Linked DNA regions of Homo sapiens: all the other regions are linked to region 2. A link is a contact called in ENCODE Hi-C or POLR2A ChIA-PET data. All regions are on one chromosome and are shown on one strand. The core of a region is the stretch at or near the end of the contact, and the rest is flanking DNA. Distances in the headings are between cores, read along the strand shown.

What was found. A loop is a pair of places that touch in the nucleus more often than their neighbours do. ChIA-PET counts read pairs that join two places held with the same protein, here RNA polymerase II (POLR2A). Pooled maps may share reads with other maps.
Region 1: a pooled map shows a loop between it and region 2 (24-fold over the local background). The contact joins the promoter of USP34-DT here to the promoter of RAB1A in region 2. A Hi-C loop is called at or near these places in 6 of 50 pooled maps.
Region 3: a map of CD4-positive, alpha-beta memory T cell shows a loop between it and region 2 (32-fold over the local background). The contact joins the promoter of CCT4 here to the promoter of RAB1A in region 2. A Hi-C loop is called at or near these places in 2 of 168 maps with a recorded cell type or tissue (CD4-positive, alpha-beta memory T cell and naive thymus-derived CD4-positive, alpha-beta T cell) and 7 of 50 pooled maps. POLR2A ChIA-PET finds 5 or more read pairs at or near these places in 1 of 52 experiments (T-cell).
Region 4: a loop to region 2 is called in a map of naive thymus-derived CD4-positive, alpha-beta T cell, with 19 times the contacts of the local background. The contact joins the promoter of XPO1 here to the promoter of RAB1A in region 2. A Hi-C loop is called at or near these places in 1 of 168 maps with a recorded cell type or tissue (naive thymus-derived CD4-positive, alpha-beta T cell) and 9 of 50 pooled maps. POLR2A ChIA-PET finds 5 or more read pairs at or near these places in 1 of 52 experiments (CD4-positive, alpha-beta T cell).
Region 5: a pooled map shows a loop between it and region 2 (7-fold over the local background). The contact joins the promoter of MXD1 here to the promoter of RAB1A in region 2. A Hi-C loop is called at or near these places in 1 of 50 pooled maps. POLR2A ChIA-PET finds 5 or more read pairs at or near these places in 2 of 52 experiments (RWPE1 and activated B cell).
Region 6: a loop to region 2 is called in a map of naive thymus-derived CD4-positive, alpha-beta T cell, with 11 times the contacts of the local background. The contact joins the promoter of PPP3R1 here to the promoter of RAB1A in region 2. A Hi-C loop is called at or near these places in 1 of 168 maps with a recorded cell type or tissue (naive thymus-derived CD4-positive, alpha-beta T cell), 1 of 37 single-sample maps with no recorded cell type and 13 of 50 pooled maps.
Region 7: POLR2A ChIA-PET joins it to region 2 with 10 read pairs in HepG2. The contact joins the enhancer-like site here to the promoter of RAB1A in region 2. POLR2A ChIA-PET finds 5 or more read pairs at or near these places in 2 of 52 experiments (A673 and HepG2).

What each region holds. Positions count from the first base shown.
Region 1 is chr2:61,469,820-61,472,519 of GRCh38, reverse strand. USP34-DT (USP34 divergent transcript) reads right to left here and starts at 1,424. Exons shown (of 3, transcript NR_185882.1): 1 at 1,141-1,424. USP34 (ubiquitin specific peptidase 34) reads left to right here and starts at 1,433. Exons shown (of 80, transcript NM_014709.4): 1 at 1,433-1,870. The coding sequence starts at 1,828. RefSeq lists silencers at 1,182-1,491, 1,522-1,601, 1,692-2,111.
Region 2 is chr2:65,128,801-65,131,500 of GRCh38, reverse strand. RAB1A (RAB1A, member RAS oncogene family) reads left to right here and starts at 1,395. Exons shown (of 6, transcript NM_004161.5): 1 at 1,395-1,608. The coding sequence starts at 1,586. RefSeq lists silencers at 897-1,246, 1,747-1,796 and enhancers at 1,099-1,612, 1,357-1,616, 1,613-2,127.
Region 3 is chr2:61,887,225-61,889,924 of GRCh38, reverse strand. It overlaps CCT4 (chaperonin containing TCP1 subunit 4), which reads left to right and starts at 1,269. Exons shown (of 14, transcript NM_006430.4): 1 at 1,269-1,544. The coding sequence starts at 1,418. It also overlaps a transcript of COMMD1 not described here. RefSeq lists enhancers at 1-559, 1,499-1,578, 1,120-1,679, 1,680-2,241.
Region 4 is chr2:61,537,095-61,539,794 of GRCh38, reverse strand. XPO1 (exportin 1) reads left to right here and starts at 1,439. Exons shown (of 25, transcript NM_003400.4): 1 at 1,439-2,233. RefSeq lists enhancers at 97-886, 1,455-1,714 and a silencer at 825-964.
Region 5 is chr2:69,913,754-69,916,453 of GRCh38, reverse strand. It overlaps MXD1 (MAX dimerization protein 1), which reads right to left and starts at 1,345. Exons shown (of 6, transcript NM_002357.4): 1 at 1,051-1,345; 2 at 234-333. The coding sequence starts at 1,123. RefSeq lists a silencer at 742-971 and enhancers at 1,622-1,821, 1,922-2,031, 1,514-2,119, 2,132-2,181.
Region 6 is chr2:68,251,130-68,253,829 of GRCh38, reverse strand. PPP3R1 (protein phosphatase 3 regulatory subunit B, alpha) reads left to right here and starts at 1,298. Exons shown (of 6, transcript NM_000945.4): 1 at 1,298-1,705. The coding sequence starts at 1,703. PPP3R1-AS1 (PPP3R1 and CNRIP1 antisense RNA 1) reads right to left here and starts at 2,227. Exons shown (of 2, transcript XR_001739527.2): 1 at 2,096-2,227. RefSeq lists an enhancer at 179-848 and silencers at 939-1,378, 1,639-1,688, 1,869-1,978.
Region 7 is chr2:61,670,267-61,672,966 of GRCh38, reverse strand. No RefSeq gene overlaps it. Among named protein-coding and RNA genes, the nearest start is that of XPO1, 130 kb to the right of the region's middle. RefSeq lists an enhancer at 1,734-1,973. Within about 2 kb of position 1,391, at least 26 of the 41 ENCODE cell types and tissues checked have a DNase peak (open chromatin) inside an H3K27ac peak, as active enhancers do.

The sequences.
Region 1 (2,700 bases), core at 175-2,674, 3.7 Mb after region 2:
TAGTGAACTGTGATCGCACCACTGCACTCTAACCTTGGCGACAGAGTGAGACTTTGTCTCAAAAAAAAAAAATTCAAATAAAAATAATTGGGGTTGTGTTGGCAGGGAAAAAAGGGATACGTGGGAATGTATGTTGAGTGGACAACGAATGTCTGCCTCAGGATCCAAAGTAAGTCTGCAAAAACCCAATTCTGTGAGAAAGACAAGGAAGAAGGGAAGATGATGGTAGAATAGAACTACAATCCTAAGGATCACCTGCTAGTGGGAAACAAAACGGGTTGGGCAGACTGTTTATAGTATCAACTTCAAGCAGCAGAAAGGCAAAGCATTTGGAACCAGGTGGTTCTGGCATGGAGAGATGGGCGTGCCATAACCTCCACAAAAGCTATCGAGAGAATGACTACAGAGCCTTGACAGACACTCTGGTTACCGTTCAGAGATTCTGTACACGATCTTTCGGACTTTGCAGTCACATGTCTATGTAAACACGTTGAACACAAAAATTAGCAAGCAAGGGGTAAGTGCCGGCGTGAGGAAAATTCCCTTACAAGCTTCAGCTGACTGCCCCCTTCACCTGTTCTTTATCTTAATATCCTTGTTATTCGCTCTCTGCTGAAGAAGATTTCTTGCTATTTCAGGTGGGGCTGATGGGCACATCGTGAGGGGCCCTCTTCCGTAAAAACGAGACGATGTCAGGCAAACACTCCTTACCCTGCCATTTCTAGTTACGTCAAGGATCTTACTGCTCCAGGACGGAGGACCTTCAAGGAACTGCAGGGTAGCGATAATCACCGATGCAGTTAAGCCGGGCCCTGGGCTGATTCACTCTCAGACCCCGGGGGGAGTGGCCCTTGCGCCCGAAAGAGGGCTACGGCGTAGACCCGGCCCGGCACCCAAGTTGACTCCTTGCTTCCCGTACCCCAAAAGCCTAAGCGCGGAAGAGGCCGGGGACACCAAAGAAACCCGCACCAACTCCCCGACCCAGGCCCTGGGGAAAAATGGCGAAGCCCAGGGGCGGGGGACAGGACGGAGCGAGTGACCTGGCGCTCCCCGGGCCTCAGAGCCCGTGGAGTGGGTCGTGGTGGGCGACGCCACGCAACCGCGACCCGTCCGTTGCCTCCGCCATCTTCTCCTACTCACCCGGACTCCCCCCGCGGCCGCGCTGGCTTCGCGTTTCCCTTCCGGCCGCTGACAGAGATCCGGGCTGGGCGGGGTGGGCGAGCGCGCGGAGGGGGTGGACCGAGGGCGGGGAGGCCGGACGGAAGAGGAAAGGGAGGGCGGCGAGCCGGCCACGGCGGGGTGTGGAGCGTGCGGCGTGTGTGCGGAGGGAGAGGTGGGGGGCGGAGGAGAGGCGAGAAAGGGAGGGAGGCGGAGGAATGAGAGCGCGAGGCGCCTCTCGTCCGCTCCTAAGCCCGGGCGGAAAGAGCCGAGCGCAGCCCGAGCGCTCTGTTAAAATGGCGGCGGCGTCGGCGGTGGCCGCGGCGTCTGGTCGGTGAAGTGACTCTGCTGCTTCTCTCCCCACCCGCCCCCTCCCCCCCTCTCCCCTCCCCCCGTCCTTCCCCCCCTTCCCCGCCGCCGGCGCCTCGGCGCCCCTCCGGCCTGCGCACCTCCCCTCGCTCCCCTCCTCTCCCCCTCCCGCTGCGGGGACCGCCGGCCCCCTCCCCCATTCTCTTGCTCCCCGCCCCGTCCCCGCCGCCGCCCGCCCTAGTCGCCTCCCCGCCCCGCCGGCCGGCCGGCCCCCTCCTCCGCCTCTCTCCCCTCCCCCCCGCCGGTCGGGATCAGTCAGTGTGATCCGAAGCGGGGGAGGGGGGGGGCGGCGGCCGAACGATGTGCGAGAACTGCGCAGACCTGGTGGAGGTGTTAAATGAAAGTAAGTAGCCGCGGTAGCGGCCTGTCGGGGTGCACGGTTTGGGGTCCTCGCGCAGCTCTCTGGCCTCCCCGGGCTGCCGCGGCCTGCGGGAGGCGACGGCCGGGCCGGGCGGCGTGCGGGCCTAGCGCCCCGGGAAGGTGCGCGGTGGCGCGGCCGCCGCGGCGCCTCGGGCCCAGCCCGGCCGGGTTACCTGGGCGCCCGAGAGGCGGCCGCCGCGGAGCTCCGGCTCGGCCTGGCCCGGGCGCTCTGGGCTCTCGGAAAGTTTCCTCATTACAGGTGTCAATTAATGAAGGCAGTAATGAACCCCTCGCCGCCTTCGCCTCCTTCGCCCTGCCGGGAAGGTGCGGGGAGGTGGGGTCGGAGGACGAGGCTTTCCTCCGCAGTCCAAATCCTCCGGCCGCCCTCTTTGATTTCCAGCGTGCTGCCGAGGCCTCTCTTACCTGCTAATTTTCATTAAACTCCCGGGAGCAGGGTGGTGGTTTTTCCCTCCCTTGCGGGTTTGTGGGTGTCTTAAACACTTCAGCCAGACCTTAAATAGCTGAAAACGAACTGTGATAGTGATGATTGGAACCTTCATACCTATTTTTAAAATAAATTTGTTAATGATGTTTCTTAGTGTAGCATTCACCGCTTTAATGGTACATTCTGTTAAGCAGAGCACTGTACTACACATACCATCCCGGGATAGTTATGGCCTATCTCTCTTGGAAGGAAAGGCCTTTTACCTGGTACTTTACTTTTTATTATTAAAAAGGGTACGTTGATCTTTTCTGGCCTTTTTATTTTATTCTCGACCCTTGCAAGATGGTATTTCAGCTTATAGAAGATAT
Region 2 (2,700 bases), core at 146-2,645:
GTGTAATTAGTGTATGGGTAGAAATAAGTGCCTTCTTTCTATATTTTGGCGTTGTAGGAATTTAAAGTGATTCTGCAGTAAGTCTCAGGAGACAATTTTCTTAGTTCTTAGAAGTTGGAAGATAAACTTTGGACAATGTATTACACTATGCCCTTTGTAATTAAATAACTCAAGATAATGTGTTAAAGTTTAGCGGAGATTTAAATTCCTGAGCTGATTAAAGAGAGCTGTTAAGGCCATAGGTTTTTTAAAAATGAGTTAATATTACTCCCAGAAATTGTAGGCACTATATAGTGATGAATTGCCTATTTTTATTGCTTATTATTTTCCAGTCTTGCAGAATGGCTCAGGGTTAGTAGCAACTAAAAGATAATACATTACAATTCAACCTGAAGGCCGGGACGAAGGTAGGAATTGGATTTTAGGCTGGCTCTGGGCTGTGTCCCTCCCATCCATGGGATGTGGAGCCATTGAAGGTTGTGGGGTCACGATGCAGGTGCTGTCTCAGAAAGATACATCCGACTGTGTGTGCAAATGGGCTGGGGCGGAGAGGAGAGAGAGAGGTAGAGTCCATTTGGAGACTACTGCAATAGCCAGGCTGACGAGTTAAGAGCGGGGCACAGTAAGAATGGGAAGAAATCTAAGAAGAAAATGGTAGTGCGCGGGGCCAACAATGGACGATGACCGAACCCAGGTGGGGATGGGTGAGTGACGAGAAGAACCGCTCCGTGCCGTCCAGGGAGCCCCTTGACTTCCCTTCTGTTCTTAGAGCGGACGTCCTCCTACCAGCCCCCAACCAGCGCCACCAGGGTGGCGCAAGCCTCAAGCTGGTCAGGTCAGCAACAGCCGCAACGGAGGCAGGAGCCGACACGCTCGTACCCCGGCCCCCTCCCCGCCCCCGCACCCCCGGCAGTCCCTCCGGTTTGACCACTCCCCCCGGTCCCTTGCCTCCCCCGACCCCCAGCCTCCGTCGGCCGCCGGCACCACCCTCCGCCCCTCTCCGCCCCCTCCCCCGTGGGGCGCTGACTCGCCCGGCTGCCACGTCTCACTGATGACATCACTAGGGCAGCTCGGCCTTAGCCAATCCGCCAGGGGGAGTCCGAGCGAAGTCCTAGCCAGCGAGTCAGAGGGGAGGGGAGCAGGGAGGGGCCGAGGGTGGGGAGGTGAGGGAGTGGGGAATGGGGCGGGCGACAACCCTTCAGGTACGCATGCCCCAGAGGCGCGGCGCTTGGCGGGAAGCTGAGTCCTGGCCTTGCGTCGCACTGTCTGTCCTCAGCTCGCGTAGCCGCGCTCGCGACTCCCTTTCCCGGCATGCCAGGCGGTGCGGCCGCCCTCTGGGCCGTGTAAAGGCCCCTCGGTCTAAGGCTTCCCTATTTCCTGGTTCGCCGGCGGCCATTTTGGGTGGAAGCGATAGCTGAGTGGCGGCGGCTGCTGATTGTGTTCTAGGGGACGGAGTAGGGGAAGACGTTTGCTCTCCCGGAACAGCCTATCTCATTCCTTTCTTTCGATTACCCGTGGCGCGGAGAGTCAGGGCGGCGGCTGCGGCAGCAAGGGCGGCGGTGGCGGCGGCGGCAGCTGCAGTGACATGTCCAGCATGAATCCCGAATAGTGAGTTCAGGAGAGCACCGGTCGGCTGGGTCCGTGGGCCAGCTTGGGGGATCTTAAAGGGGTCGAGGAGGGTTGGGGCAGAAGTCGGGGCATCGGCTGGGGTGAGGCGAGGGTGATGGGTCAGGAGAGGCTGGCGGCCGGGAGTCGGGCCCCATTGTCTGACGCGGAGGGGCGGCCGCGCGGGGGAGGGGTCGGGCCGGAGGGGTGAGCCGCCCGGGCCTGGACCGGGTCAGGTTAGAGGGCCTGACTGCGGGGCGGGTGCTGAGGAAGCCTGCCGAGGGGCCTGGGGCGGTGTGAAGGGGTATCTTCTCTCGGAGGCAGTGACTTTTGAAGGAGGACTTGTCTCTAAGGGGAGGGGATGGGGTGGGAGAGCCCTTCTAGAGGGCACTGTCAGACCCTGCGCCCGCACTCTGCGGAGCTGTCAGGATCTTCGGGGTAGAAACCAGCTTTACTTGTAAATCCTGAGCTTGTTGGCTCTCTCTCCTTCCATCCTCCCCGCCAGGTTTCAGGTAATATGGATGCTTTTCGGGACTGCGTGGGATTGAGGGGAATGAGTAGATGGTGAGAAGCAACTGAACATTTATTAGTTCTCTTTTTGAGTTGTGTCTTGGAGGAGTTGTTTAAGAGCTCGCCGGGTCCATTGCCCTCCTATAAAAACCTGGGCATTTGTGAGAATTTTGTTTTTTTTTTTTTTAAAGAGGACACCTAAGTCATTTTGTCTTCTGTGGGTCAAGGGAAAAAAAAAAAACTAAAGCCAAGAAATGTCTTTTTGATACTCGCAGATTAAAGGAAGCTTGCTGTCAAGTTGAAAGAGAAACGAACGGGACCTATGATAGATCTGTATGTAGGTTTTGGATTACCTGCTTGGATGCTTGCAGATAGGGAATGAGGTTCCATGACGTGTCATGAAAAGTTAATGCATTTCTTTTTCTTGCTTACTCAAGAAGTCACCACAGCAGATGTGACACACCTGGCACCTTTCCTGGGAACTGGTGTTCACTTCCCTTGGGTAGAGTTTGTTGGGCTCTCCTCAATGGCCCTTTAAAAATTTCCTCTACAGTTTACATGCATGTAAAGTAATGAATAATTGGA
Region 3 (2,700 bases), core at 20-2,519, 3.2 Mb after region 2:
TAAAGGATTATTGTGAGGACTAAACGAGATATAAAACGTGTAAAGGTTTAGCACTGTGCTTAGCAGATAACGGAAATAAATGATCTTTATTATAATGTTTACGTTCCCTAAGAGTCAGTGGCTACGTCATGCAGGAGACACTAGTGTAGAACAAGCGGGCGGTGGTAACTAGACAGACCTGATTTGGCAGTCTGTCAAACCTCCACCACCCAGTATCAACCAATACGAGATAACTAACCTCGCCTCATTCCAAATCTCCCTTTTCTGACTCCCTTTCAAAATGAACAAAACTGCATAAAATGCAGGTCTATGTGGCCGGGCAAAAACAGACTCAGTCATATCCCTTAGAGAGTTATTCCGGCGCCCACCCCACCTCGCGGATAGATCCAGCCGGAGTTAAAGGAGGGCACCTCCGGGTGGGCGCGGTGGCTCACGCCTGTAATCCCAGTACTTTGAAACGCTGAGGAGGGTGGACCGCTTTGAGCCGGGGAGGTCAGACCAGCCTGGGCAACACAGCGAAACCCAGTCTCGCTATGTTTCGAATACAAAAATTCGCTAGGCATGGTGGCGGGCACCTGTCGTCCTGGCTAGTTGGGAGGCTGTGGCGGGAGGATCGCTTGGGCCCCGGAGGTCGAGGCTGCAGTGAGCCAAGATCGCCCCACTGCACTCCCGCCTGGACGACAGAGCGAGACTCTGTCAAAAAAAAAAAAAAAAAAAAAAAAGGCCGGGCTTCGTGGCTGACGCCTGTAATCCCAACACTTTGGGAGCCCGAGGCGGGTGGATCACCTGAGGTCGGGAGTTCGAGACCGGCCTGGCCAACATGGTGAAACCCTGTCTCTACTAAAAATACAAAAATTAGCTGGGCATGGTGGCGGACGCCTGTAATCCCAGCTACTCGGGAGGCTGAGGAGGATCGCTTGAACCTGGGAGGCGGAGGCTGCAGTGAGCCGAGATTTTGCGCCACTGCACTCCAGCCTGGGCAACAGAGTGAGACTGTATCCAAAAAAAGAAAAAAAAAAAAAAAAAAAGGAGGGGACCTCATAGCCGTGCAAGGTGGAGTGAGGAAATGCGGATGTCCTCACCACTCGCCTTTAAAATCGCGCGTTGTCATTGCTGCCTCGCGTAAAGGTTCCCCCGGCGCTCTTCACCCACAGCGCCCCGGGCGTACAATCTCGCCAGCCCGGAGCCCACCGCACGCATCCTCCTCGCCCGGCGCGCAGCGGACAGCCTCCTACGTCACGCCAGCGCCGCGCGGCAAGGAAGGCCCCCTTCTCCGCCTCCGCCTCCTCCCGACGCCGGCGCCGCTTTCTGGAAGGTTCGTGAAGGCAGTGAGGGCTTACCGTTATTACACTGCGGCCGGCCAGAATCCGGGTCCATCCGTCCTTCCCGAGCCAACCCAGACACAGCGGAGTTTGCCATGCCCGAGAATGTGGCACCCCGGAGCGGGGCGACTGCCGGGGCTGCCGGCGGCCGCGGGAAAGGCGCCTATCAGGACCGCGACAAGCCAGCCCAGATCCGCTTCAGCAACATTTCCGCCGCCAAAGGTATCACTCTCATGGCCTGACCCGCGGCGCCGCGGGGTTGTGCTCTGCGCTCTCATCGTGGGCTTGAGCGGGTTTGGCTCATTTCCCATTTCTTCGGGTGATCCTCTCTTGTCCTCCCTATAGAAGCAGCCCAGTGGAGGGATCCTTATTTCTGTTTTTCTGCCGATGATCGCCAACCCGGAGTATGGAGGCCTTTGGACTTGCCCCATTTTGCATCTTAATCTCCCTTAGTTTTTCATCCTGCACTGTGCATCATTCATATTGGAGCCGAAAGCAGTTCAAAATGCCGAGGATTGCATGCAGTCTTCACTAGGGATCTGACGCTTGAGGGCTGTCGCTTATTGCTTATTGGAACTGGTAGAATGCACAGTATCTTTCAGCTTTGTTATTCTTATTTAAAGAACTATTAAATAAACTTCACTTGGCACAACTGTTGAGACGAATTGGGTGAACTCTCCGAGTCTAAATTGGGGCGGGGCCCATTGTACTGGGATGGATGTGGGAACCGACTTACGTGTCGTGTTTGAAATAGTTGCGGAAAAGTTACGTTGATGTCGTCTCCGCATGTGCAGTGAAACATAGGCAAATCAAGAAACAATTATTTGTTTTTTTTGTGGAAGTGTGTGGCACACGTTGGAAATCAGGAAGACCAGAGTTTCATTCTCTGCTTCCGTTACTTCATGTCTTAGTGACCTGTAACCTCTGTGCCAAAGATTCACTTATAAAATTGGAGGAAAATGTTTGCTTTTTAGAGTTAAGATTAAGAGAAATCGAGTTGAAATAGAAAAATCTGGAAGGAAAAGTCAGGACAGAGGTTTAGAGATCTTGCCCGAGTGTATATTGAGTATAGTAGTTCTTTTGGGTTGGAGAATAGTAGTATGTTTACAGAAGAGGTGAGATTAGAAAGCTAGGTTGGGGCAGATGTTAAAGGCCTGGTGTCCTGGAAAGTATTTGGCTTAATCTCCCCCAGCTATGGGATCATTTCTTTTTAGCCATCGTGTAGGCTTGCTGTGAGGATTCAGTGAGAAAGCATATAAAGACCCACGTATATAAAGTACACCTTACATGTGTTTGCAGTCATCAGCCCAAGTAACTGGGAATGTGATGGCGCTAAGATAGGTAACGCTGGATGTAAGAAAAAGTAATAGTTTCTAAC
Region 4 (2,700 bases), core at 190-2,689, 3.6 Mb after region 2:
ATATGTATATAAAATGGCTTGATATTATTCATTTATGTAATGAATAAAAACTTAGGTCTGAAAATCATCCAAAATAATTCTGGTACATCTAAACATTGAGTTGTTGCGTTTTTCTTTATTGGAGGGGGAGTTAGAATAAGTGGTGCTTTGAGGTTAGCCATAGTCCATCGTGGATGAACATTTGCTAAAGAAAATTGTTATTAATTCAATAAATCATTTATCTACCTCTTGGTGGCACAAAGGGCCTAGTAAATTTTGGTGGGCTATTTGCTCTTAAGCAAAGAACAATCTGTAAAGCTGATTTGGAGGACGCTTGGGAACAAACGAGAGGCAACCACGTGAAAGGCAACGTGCATGTGACTTTCACAGAAAATACTATTTGATGATGATTTAGTACGTGAAGTGCAGCTAGGGTAAAAGGAAAATCTGAGTGTTGCAGATCAAGGGCACCAGGTGGGACGCAGTTGGCATGCAAGCTCAGCCAGCCAAAACATGCGCTGTCAAACCAATCACTTGGGATTACAATGTTTTGGTTTTCAGGAAAGGTTGCTTGTTGAAGCAGCCAAATTCCAGCCTGGAGAGACAGAGTTGAAATTTTAAGGAGACTTTCCCAAGAAGTATTTCGATATCTTTTCCGACACCCTGAGAAGATCACGAGGCGCCAAGAATGCACGCCCTGCGCCTCACCCCAACCCCTCTCTCAGCTACCTGGCCCCAAAACCAGGCCTCTAAAATGGATTAGAGAGGTCTGGGGCCTAAAATTGGCCTCGGAAGCGTTCTTTTTCCCTCTTTTCTCCACCCCTTCCAGAGTTCAAAACTGGGTGTGCCCTCCCTTTTCCGAACGCAGCCCCCATCCGAAGGGCGGATCCTGATTCCCGCGGGCTCAGGCCCCCGCAGGTTGGCGGGAGCCGGTGGGGGCGGGCCGGCCGAGTCCGGGGGAAGCAAAGAGAACGCTGCCGCGCGCCCCGATCAAACTCGCGCCGCCACCAGCTCACGAGCTGCGCCCCACCCTCTCCGTCACCGAAGAGGCCCAGCCAATGAGCGGGCGAGAAAGGCCGGGCCTGCGAACTAGGCACCGGGAGGGAGAGGGCCGCAGGGGGAAGGGAAGTCGAGAGCTCGAGGGCGGGCTGCTCTTGATTGACAGCTCGTTCGAACGAATCCTCCACGCGGCTTTCCTTCGCTCTCTTTTCTACTCATCCCTGCTCTTCGTCCCACCTCCTCCTCCTCCACCCCTCTCCTCTTGCCTTTCGACCCTCCCCACTTCCCCTCCCCCACTCTGCGGGCAAATCGCTGCTGAAAAGAGGTAGGGGCCGAAGCGGCGGGCTCGTGTGGAGCCGTGAGGCGGGATTGACTGGCGCTCGGGCCAATGAGAGATAGGCTCATGGCGCGGCTGTAGCTGGAACTGACCAATAGGAGGGCGGGCTGGGGGCGGAGGCCCAGGTTCCAAACGCTCCGCGGCGCCATGGGCTGAAAACTCAACCGAGATGGAATCTCCCAGTCTGAACCGGTTTCAACCGGTTCCGAGTTTGAGGCACTAGGAGGAGGGGGAGAAGCGGCTGCAGCGGCCGCGGCAGGAGCAGCGGGAGCTACAGCATCAGCAAGAGCAACAGTAGCTACAGCCCCGGCGGCGGTGCCTGTTCCAGTCTTTGCTGCTGCAGTCCGTGCAACCACCCAGAGGGGGAGGGGGGAACCACCAGTCGCTGAGGAACAAGAGAAGGGGGGAAAGTTTAGGCGAGCCTTGGGGGGGGGGGGGCCAGCGCCGGAGCCGCGTGAGAGAGGGAGCCGTGTTTTGGTAGGGGGGAGTCGGACTGCAACTGGCAGCAGAGCGTCTCCCCGGCCGTGTGGACTCTACACCCCCTACTCCTGCCGCTTCTGCTGCTGCCTGTGGCTGGAGGGTCCCCCTGGGGCTGAATCTTTGGGACTTGACCCCGTTCCCTCCCCCTTCCCTCACTCCCCAGCCGGGCGGGAGCATTTATTCCCCAGATTAATTCCCCTTTTGGGGGGGGGCGGGTGTGTGTGTGTGTGTGTGTGTGTGTGTGTGTTGGGGGAAGCGTCCCTGAAATAGTAAATATTATTGAGCTCTTTTTGCCCTTTTCCTGTCCGTTTTTTTAATTTCCTTTTTTGAGGTGGGAAAACTGAAACCCACCTTGATTCGTCCCCTCTCCCCCCTCCCCACCTTCCCTCGCCCTAATCCCCCAACGAGGAAGGAAGGAGCAGTTGGTTCAATCTCTGGGTAAGTCGACTGTGTCTTCGGGGCCGAGGGTCGGGCGGCGGCGCGGCCGGGCGGGCGGGAGGAGGCCGGCGTGGGGCGCGGCGGCGGCGGCCGCGGGAAGCGAGCCCGGGAGGCGGCGGGCGGGCCGGGGGCGCGGCGGGCCCACAGCGGAGCCTGCGATTGAATGGAGCCGCTTTTGCCGCTGGGGGATGGAGGCGGGGAGGCGGCCTCGGGAGGGGAGCGCTTGCTGGGTCATTCGCGTGTGCGGGTGGCGGTGGAGGAAGGCGAGGAGTGTGATAGTGAAGCGGGGCCCCGCGCGGGGTGGGAGGGGTTCCCCAGCCCCTGGGGCTGGGGAGAAGTTGGGGTGATTTCAGGAACATCTCTGTAAATTATTAGGAGTGGAAGTTTCCAGAAATATTTAGTGCAGCAGCATTGAAACGTCCGCCTGCATCACGTGGCCCCCTCGGTGGAGAGCTTGGGATGGGGGA
Region 5 (2,700 bases), core at 96-2,595, 4.8 Mb before region 2:
TTTTGAATAAAGTTCATAAAGAAATGTAAAACATTTCTATTTTTCTTTTCAGTTCCCTCAACCCAAACAGAAACAGCTTCCTGCAATGGCTTAAGTCCATGTGTACATTACTGAATCATGACGGCCACAATGTAATTTTATAGGGTTATAATCACAACAGAAAACTTACATTCAGCAGTTTGTGTCACCTACAATATAATCTAAAAGACAGAAAGAAGTATTTACCAAATTACCTGCTACTGCTGTTATTCTTTTTGGATTTGTTCCTCCGTTTTAAGGCATCTCTGTCCTTGTTATTGTATGGTAACATGGAGGCATAACCATGTTCAGCTTCTAGAAAACAGGAGGATCCAGTTAATGAATGGGCCCAGAATATTTAATGCTCTCTCCTCTCTACAGTATTTCCTTTTTCCTTTATTTATCTTTAAAAGAATATTGTGGAAATAATTAAATGGAGTAAGGTGGAATTCTGAGAACAATGATTTAAAAAAAAATTGTGTGAATATCGTCAATTCGGAGCAGGTGTAAGGAGGATTCCAGCTGCTCATTGTTGAGAAAGACACAGTAGTGGCTAGGCTCACGCAGCCTGGGTTTCCCACTGGCTACATCCAGCAGGTTGGTGCGGGTTAAGTGGAACCAGCTCAGGCGAAGGTGCGGGGCAAGCACCGTGAGCCGGGGACCGGGAGGCGCTGCTCCTCTGCCCAGGAGACTGGGGCGCCGGGCCCACCTGGGGGCCGGCCGGGACCAGCCCGGGTGAGGTAAACCAGGGAGGCTATCGGAGGGGGCCCCGGCCACCCACTCGTGAAGGGCTGGGGAAGGGGCGGCGTTCGGGACCCCGGCGGGCGGCAGCCCCTTCTCCACCCCATTCATTGCTTTGGGGCAGCGGCGGCTTCCCTTCGGACCGCGCGTGGGGAGAGCCAGAGGGGTTGGGAGCGCTCGCGGTCTCCCCGCCTCCAACCACCCCCGGAGCGGCTGGGCGCCCGGACCTGAGGCCGGCCCCACAGGACCCCCGGCCTCGTTTCGAGTGGACCCCTCCCCGTCCCCGTGCACCTCTCTCCCGCCGCTCCAGATAGTCGGCCGCCTCCAGCAGCATCTGGATGTTCATCCGAACCGCCGCCGCCATTCTGCACCGGGGGCCGGAGCCACGGGACCAACCCCCACTGCCCACGGGCTCGCTGCCGCCGCCGGACCGCTGTGGAGCCCGCTATGGAGCCCGCTGTGGAGCCCGCTGTGGACCCCGCGGAGCAGGGCTGAGGGAGCCTCTCTGGCAACCACGCTCGACAAGAGAGGGAGGGGGCCAGTGAGCTGGGCACCGCCGACACAGTGACAGAACCCGGAGCAGAGCAGCAGCCGCCACCGCCGCGGAGTGTTTATCCCCGACTCACCATCTCCCCGCCCCCAGCCCCTTCTCTTGACAGGCCAGCTTCGGCCGCGTTCCTCATTGGGCCCCCCAAAGAATGCCCCGCCCCTACACTTGTGCGATTGGGAGAGGGCTTCAGGGCTCCACCCCGCAAAGTCCGCTCCTCTCGCTGGTTGGTCACACTTGACAAGGCCCGGGCTCCACCCCCTCTTTCCAACTGGTGACAGGATTCGCAACTCCGCCTCGTGCTCCTTCCTTGTTTCCCATTGGTTCTATACCAACAACCCGGGCCCCCTTTTGCTTTGTTAGTATTGGCCAAGAGCTGCAGAAGGCAAGCACCTCGCCGGTCTCCCATTGGTGAAGCCTTCGGAAACCTCCCAGCTACGATGATGTCACCTTTCTCCAGGCCAGGCGAGCCCTAAGTGGCTGATGGTCAGCAGCCTGGCTGCTCCTCACCGGGTCTGGCATTGGCTGGGAGGGCCGGTCCGGCGCTGGGCGGCGCTGATTCACCAGCCGCTGCGGAGCTCTGCTCCACCCGGCCTTGCCTCGGACCTGTTGCCAAGACCTGTCCCCGGGGAAAACTTCCGGGGACCTGCCAGGCGTCCATCGAATGGAAGGCTGGCACCTCGTGTCGCCTGGGCGCTCTGCCCCGCTTGGGTTCGGGGCCGGAGCCCTCGGTCTGGTGGCCGCGGCCCTGGAGGTTCTGGGCTTCGCGGAACTCGGGCTGGCGAGGGCCCAGCCTCGAATCCTCCCGAAGAGCGGTGCAGGCTAGTGGCCGGTGAGCCGGGAGCTAGGGCAGGCGCCACGTGGCTGCTGCGGGGCTTGAGAAGAAAAGCCGGCCGTTGTTAAATGCTCGCCGCTCGGCGTTTTTTCTGCCCTCAAGAAAGAGCTGGAATCGGGCTGCAGTATACAGCATTGAGCTCATGCGCCTTTTCCGCACCCCCCTCCACCCCCGGGAAGTGATGGAATAATTAATTACTTTCACGCGAGCGGCTTTTTAAAGCTCAGAGACTTCCTGAACCTACAGAATGGCATTAAACCCTAAGATTCTTTGCTTAAATCTCTTTTGGGGTTTTCCCCTCCCTTTTAATTCTAGATGAAAACACTCACAAGATTATTGTTTTTGTTTGTTTGTTTTGAAAGGGAGTTTTGCTCTTGTCGCCCAGGCTGGAGTGCAATGGCGCGATCTCGGCTCACTGCAACCTCCTTCTCCCGGGTTCAAGCGATTCTCCTGCCTCAACCTTCTGAGTAGCTGGGATTACAGGTGCCCACCACCACGCCCGGCTAATTTTTGTATTTTTAGTAGAGACGGGGTTTCACCATGTTGGCCAGGCTGGTCT
Region 6 (2,700 bases), core at 49-2,548, 3.1 Mb before region 2:
GCGTTTATTAGAAAAAAATGCATGCTCATCATATGGAAAAATAATTAGCACATAAAAAGAATAAAGTTCTCATGTAAGGATCATTAAGACTTTTTTAAAAAAAAACAACACAATGGCTTTTTATAAAATGACTCAAAGGCTTTATCAATAAGGAGTTTCCGATCACTCAGAAAACATCCTCTCTCTCTCTCTCACACACACACACACACACACACACACTCTCAAACACACACGAGTGCGGGCGATTATCAAGGCTTGTAAAGGAATAACTGGTTAAAATAGTTGCAAAATGTTTTCTTCGTTATCCTCATCACACCTCTCCTGACAGCTTTATTTCTTCTCTCGAACATAAATTTCCTCCTTATGCTTTTCTGGATGTAATTTCCTATTGTAATCTGAATTTTCTGGGAAGATAATTGCCACAGGAGTGGATATAGCTCTACTAAAAGGATAAGCGGGCAATCTACATTCGAGTTTTTTTCTTTTTTTAAACAAAAACTGATGGACTCCGCCAAAGGGGAGTCTGGACGGTTTATGGGAATGCAGAGCTGGGTGGAAAGTCTTTCTGCGAGTGGGAAGTATCCCTTCTCCTCGTTTGCCCAGGTTCTCCCCACGCCTCGGGCTGCGGCCAGCTTTGGCTCGCTTCTCTGTCTTTGCAACCTGGTTCCTGACTCTGCCAATTCATATTACAGATGGGCCTGCGGGTGCTGCACCGGGGTGACAGCAGTCCTGATGGGCCGTGCAATTCTGTAGTGGATCCAAGTCGGTACACGGATGCACAGATACCTTTGACTGCCTCTCGCAGGACTTGGATTTTTCCTGTTTTTTGGTGCGGCATCCGGGTGGTTCTGACACCCTAAGACTGCTCCTCTGCTCCTCCTCTCCCGCAAGGCTTCCACTCCAGGGCCCCTGTCCCCCTTTCGCTAGCACTCGCGCACCCCTCGCGCTTCCTCCCGCCGGGGAACCCTCGCATTTCCTCCTTCCCCTCCCAGCCTTGCCTTCTTCCCCGCCCGCCTCCAGCCACATGACCGGAAGGGCTCCGCCACGCGACGTCACCGACGTCCGCGCCCCCGCCCCTGGCCTCCCCCCACCCTGCACGCAAGGGGCGGCCGGCTGAGGGGCGAACGTGGTCCGCGCGCTCAGCGTTCCCCAACCAGAGCTCGCCAGAGCGCCGCGGCACTCGCCGCCCAGCGGGGCGCGCAGGTTCCCGGATGTGCGGCGCTCGCGGAAGCCCCGCCCCCGCCCCGCGCGCTGCAGCACTCCGCTTTCCCCTCCCTCTCCGCCCTCCCCTTTTTTCGTGCCTTGAGGTTGCGGGTCAGCGCGAGCCGCTGCAGTGAGTCCGTCACGGCTCCGGCGCGAGCGCGAGGCTGCAGCCCCCGAGTTTCCCGGCCGTCTTCGCCCCCTCTCCCCCTCCTTTCTTCTTCTCTGCCTCTCCTGCCTCTCGCCGCTGCTCCTCCCGCGCTCTCCGGCTCTGAATCTCGACCTTAATTTATTTCCCCCTACCCTGCCCGCTCCCTCGCGTGCCCAATCGCCCGGCCGGCGCGGGCCCCGCGGCGCCGCCTCCCCTCCCCCACGCGCGCCCCCTCCCCGCCGGCGACCCGAGGGCCGCAGCTGGGCCGCCGCCGCCGTTTCCTGCGAGCCAGCCTGAGCGCAACACTTCTCCGAGCCAGCGAGCCAGCGAGCCGCCGACCCGCCGAGCAAAATGGTGAGACCTTGGCTTCCTCGATGCACCATCCCTCCCCCTACTGCCGCCGTCCGGGTCGGGTGCGGGGGCGAGCCCCGACGCCCCCGGTCGGCTGTCCCCCGTGGAAAATTCCAGAGACCCGGGCCCGGCGGGTCCCGCGGCGGTTGCGGGCGAGCCGGAGAGGGCGGCGGGGCGGCTGCTGACAGGACGGCGGCGGGGCCCCCGCGCCCGCCCCCGGCCTCTGCGGGGCGCCCCTCTGCTGCTCGGCCGCCGCCCCGCCGTCGCCCCACCCCCGCGCCGCCGGTCCCGCCCGGCATCGACCCCCGCGGGCACCGCTGACCATCAGCCCGGCGCACTCTCCTTCTCGCGACCCTCCTCCACGTGGAGCACCCCCCTCCCCTCCACACTCACTCTGTTTTTCGAGTTCGAGGGTATTCTGAAATCCTTTGGAAATAACAATATGTGGCAAATGGCACTTTACATAAGACCCACTTACTCTCCAGAGCTGCTGCTGCTTCCACTCACTGCCTGTTTCCCAGCAGTGAGTCTTGGCAGGGAACCCTGCCACTCACTTCCCCTCTCCTGCGAGCGTCGGTTTAGCTGCGGTGCGCAGCCCTGCGGGGTTTCCGTTCGCTGCTGCTTTGCTCGCTGCCCTGGCGAACCGGAAAGATCCAAGGTGTTTGTTCACGAAAACATACGCGAACTTGGTTTGGGAGAAATGGGGGCGCTTAATTTTTCATGCTTCCGTTACTACCAAGGGTTTTTTCATTTTCTTTGGTACCTTCTTGTGTCTCTCTCTTGGAGTGGTTGTTTTTGAATCATGGCGATTTTAATTTGTCTTTCCTTACCCTCACATTAATCCCTAGGTAGAATTCGCTGCTGTAGTGTTTCAGACCGACGCTAGGGGTGTGTCTCCCGCCTCTGTCGCTGCAGCCAAGAAATCAACGACGCCCTTTTAGCCTGTTACCTTACCGGTTCTCTCGCTCGGGGAAGCCCTAGTCGTTAGTTTCCTCTTT
Region 7 (2,700 bases), core at 142-2,641, 3.5 Mb after region 2:
GCTAGGATTACAGGCATGAGCCACTGCGCCGGGCCTGGAATTATTATATAAAAAACTTTTTTATATTCCTAGAAATCTGTAAGGCAAAAATAAAAAATAAAGACAGAAAAAGAAAAAAAAACTAACTTTTTACTTCTCCGAGTATTTTTCACTACTTTTCATAGTATTTAAATGTTTATGTTTATGATTATTCTTATCATCATTATTATTATTATTATTTTGAGACGGAGTCTCACTCTGTCGCCCATTCTGGAGTGCAGTGGCAAGATCTCGTCTCACTGCAACCTCTGCCTCCCAGGCTCAAGTTAGTCTCCTGCCTCAGCCTCCCGAGTAGCTGGGATTACAGGTGTGTGCCACCATGTCTGGCTAATTTTTTTGCATTTTTGGTAGAGATGGGGTTTCGCTATGTTGCCCAGGCTGGTCTTGAACTCCTGGCCTCAAATGATCTGCCCGCCTCGGCCTCCCAAAGTGCTGGGATTGCAGGCATGAGCCACTGCACCCAGCCTTATTTATTTTTCAATTTAAAAAATGATACAAAAATGTCATCAAGAAAATTTTTTTTCTTTAATGGATTCATGCTTTTTAGGACAACATTCAAGGCTCTTCAAAATGAGCCCCTAGCCCCACAATTTCACCTCTACCATTCCCATCCACCCTTCCCTCACCCAGAATTATCCTAGGTGATGCTTTTCGTTCTATTTCACTCCCTCCACCATTCCTCTCACTGGAATGTCTTCCCTCCTCCTGTATTAATCAAAATAATACTCATCTTCCCGGGAAGCCCAGGCATGACTTCCCTTTCTCTGGGATGCTTGTGCTCCCATCTGAATTAAATTGTCCCTCCTTGGTGCTGAGGCGGTAGTTTGTTTACACCTCTAGCAGAGCACAGTTTGGCTTGCACTATTGTCACTTGTGTCTAGTGTCTCCCTTGCCAGCATTTATTCTCCACTTTCCTTGCCTCTTCTGTGAAATAAATGTTCATTTCAAAATATTTATTCAGAGCATTGCATGTTCCATACATAAATCCACGCTTAAATTATTCAGCTCCTGGAGATACACAGCTCAGCCATGTGGGCAATTACTTCAAGTCACAAAATGCTATTTTGTATTAATTTGTATTTGAAGAGAGTGCAGGAATGCATTAAACATGTCTATAGCTGTCTGGTGTTTATTCACTGACAATGAGCCGGAATTATTACTTCACTTTAAGCCTTTCTCTGGTGATTTGTTTACAGAGAGTTGTGCTAAATAGCTGAATTGTTGTCATGACCCTTTGCCTAGATCTTTTCAAAACAGTCATTAGATTTGTGTTTTACATAACACATACACACACAAAATCTCATAACCAGGAGGAAAACTGAAAACAATTTAGAATTTTAAACTTCAGCATGAGTTAAGATTAGGTTTACGGTAATGGGGATAGCCCATGATTTTGTAACTCAACAATAATATAATTTTTGCCACTTGAAAGTACTAAGTTTCTGTGGTTGCCAAAAGTAAACTGTGACAGTGTGTAGAATGAACTAATAACTGTAAATGAACTTGATCAGTAGGGCTCCTCCCGGTAAATCAAATAATTAGTCAATTTTTGCTGTGTTGGAGACTACAGTTTCAGGTCCCCAAGTGGGAGTAGCTCTTAAAGCAAAAGTGGCAGCGCATTATCATTTGTAAATTTCCACTAACAAGCAAGCCTGACTGTGTCTTTTGGCAGCCAGGGCTGTGACCTTTCTAACAGCCCAGTGTTTGTCATTGTTTTGTTTATGAGCATCTATATATGCCAGGGAAGATCTGGGGAGAGAGATTCAGAAAAAGAAAACTGAAACTAAGAAGGAAATCAAAAGCAAAAAGCCAGAAACTACTTCTTTAGCCTTTTCTTTATGATCTTAGGACTTCAGGGACCTTGAAAGATTGATTTCCTTTCACTCAAGTTTCTCATAAAATTAGCTTTGGCTCATACATCTGTTACACAGTAGTTAATTTTACAAGATAAGCAGTACAGGGGAAATGTATCTGAGGGAAAAATCGAGTGCTGGAAGCTCAAGAGACACTTATAAGGTCACAGAACAAAGCTAGTAAGTAAAATGGTCCTACTATAGACCTGCAAATAGCAAAGGGTCTGCCTTGGGTTAATTTCAGTATATCTTTCATGACATTTCACTTTTCTTCTCCAGCAGCATTAAATATAAGTGGGCTTTACTGAACCTGTTCTGAGAGAGCCTTTTGAATTGCTCAGCCAAAGAGCAATCATGATTCAAGTTCATGAAATGTGAACTTTGTATTTTAGCATCCACTTCCCTGTAATGATCTCAAGACTGTACTAGCCACAGCAATGAATGTATTAACCAGTTCTTCATGTTCACAGCTACTTATGCCATTCTTAGATACTAAATGTGCTTTCACAAAAGCACCACTGGCTATCCCACTAGTAGCAATTATTAGTAGTCTTTTAAATTCAATCTTCTCGCCCAATATAAGGAGTCCCAGAGGTTGGCTGGGCGTGGTGGCTCACACCTGTAATCCCAATAGTTTGAGAGGCCGAGGCAGGTGGATCACCTGAGGTCAGGAGTTCGAGACAAGCCTGGCCAACATGGTGAAACCCTGTCTCTACTAAAAATACAAAAAAATTATCCAGGCATGGTGGTGAGAGCCTGTAATCACAGCTACTCAGGAGGCTGAGGCAGGAGAATCACTTGAACCTGG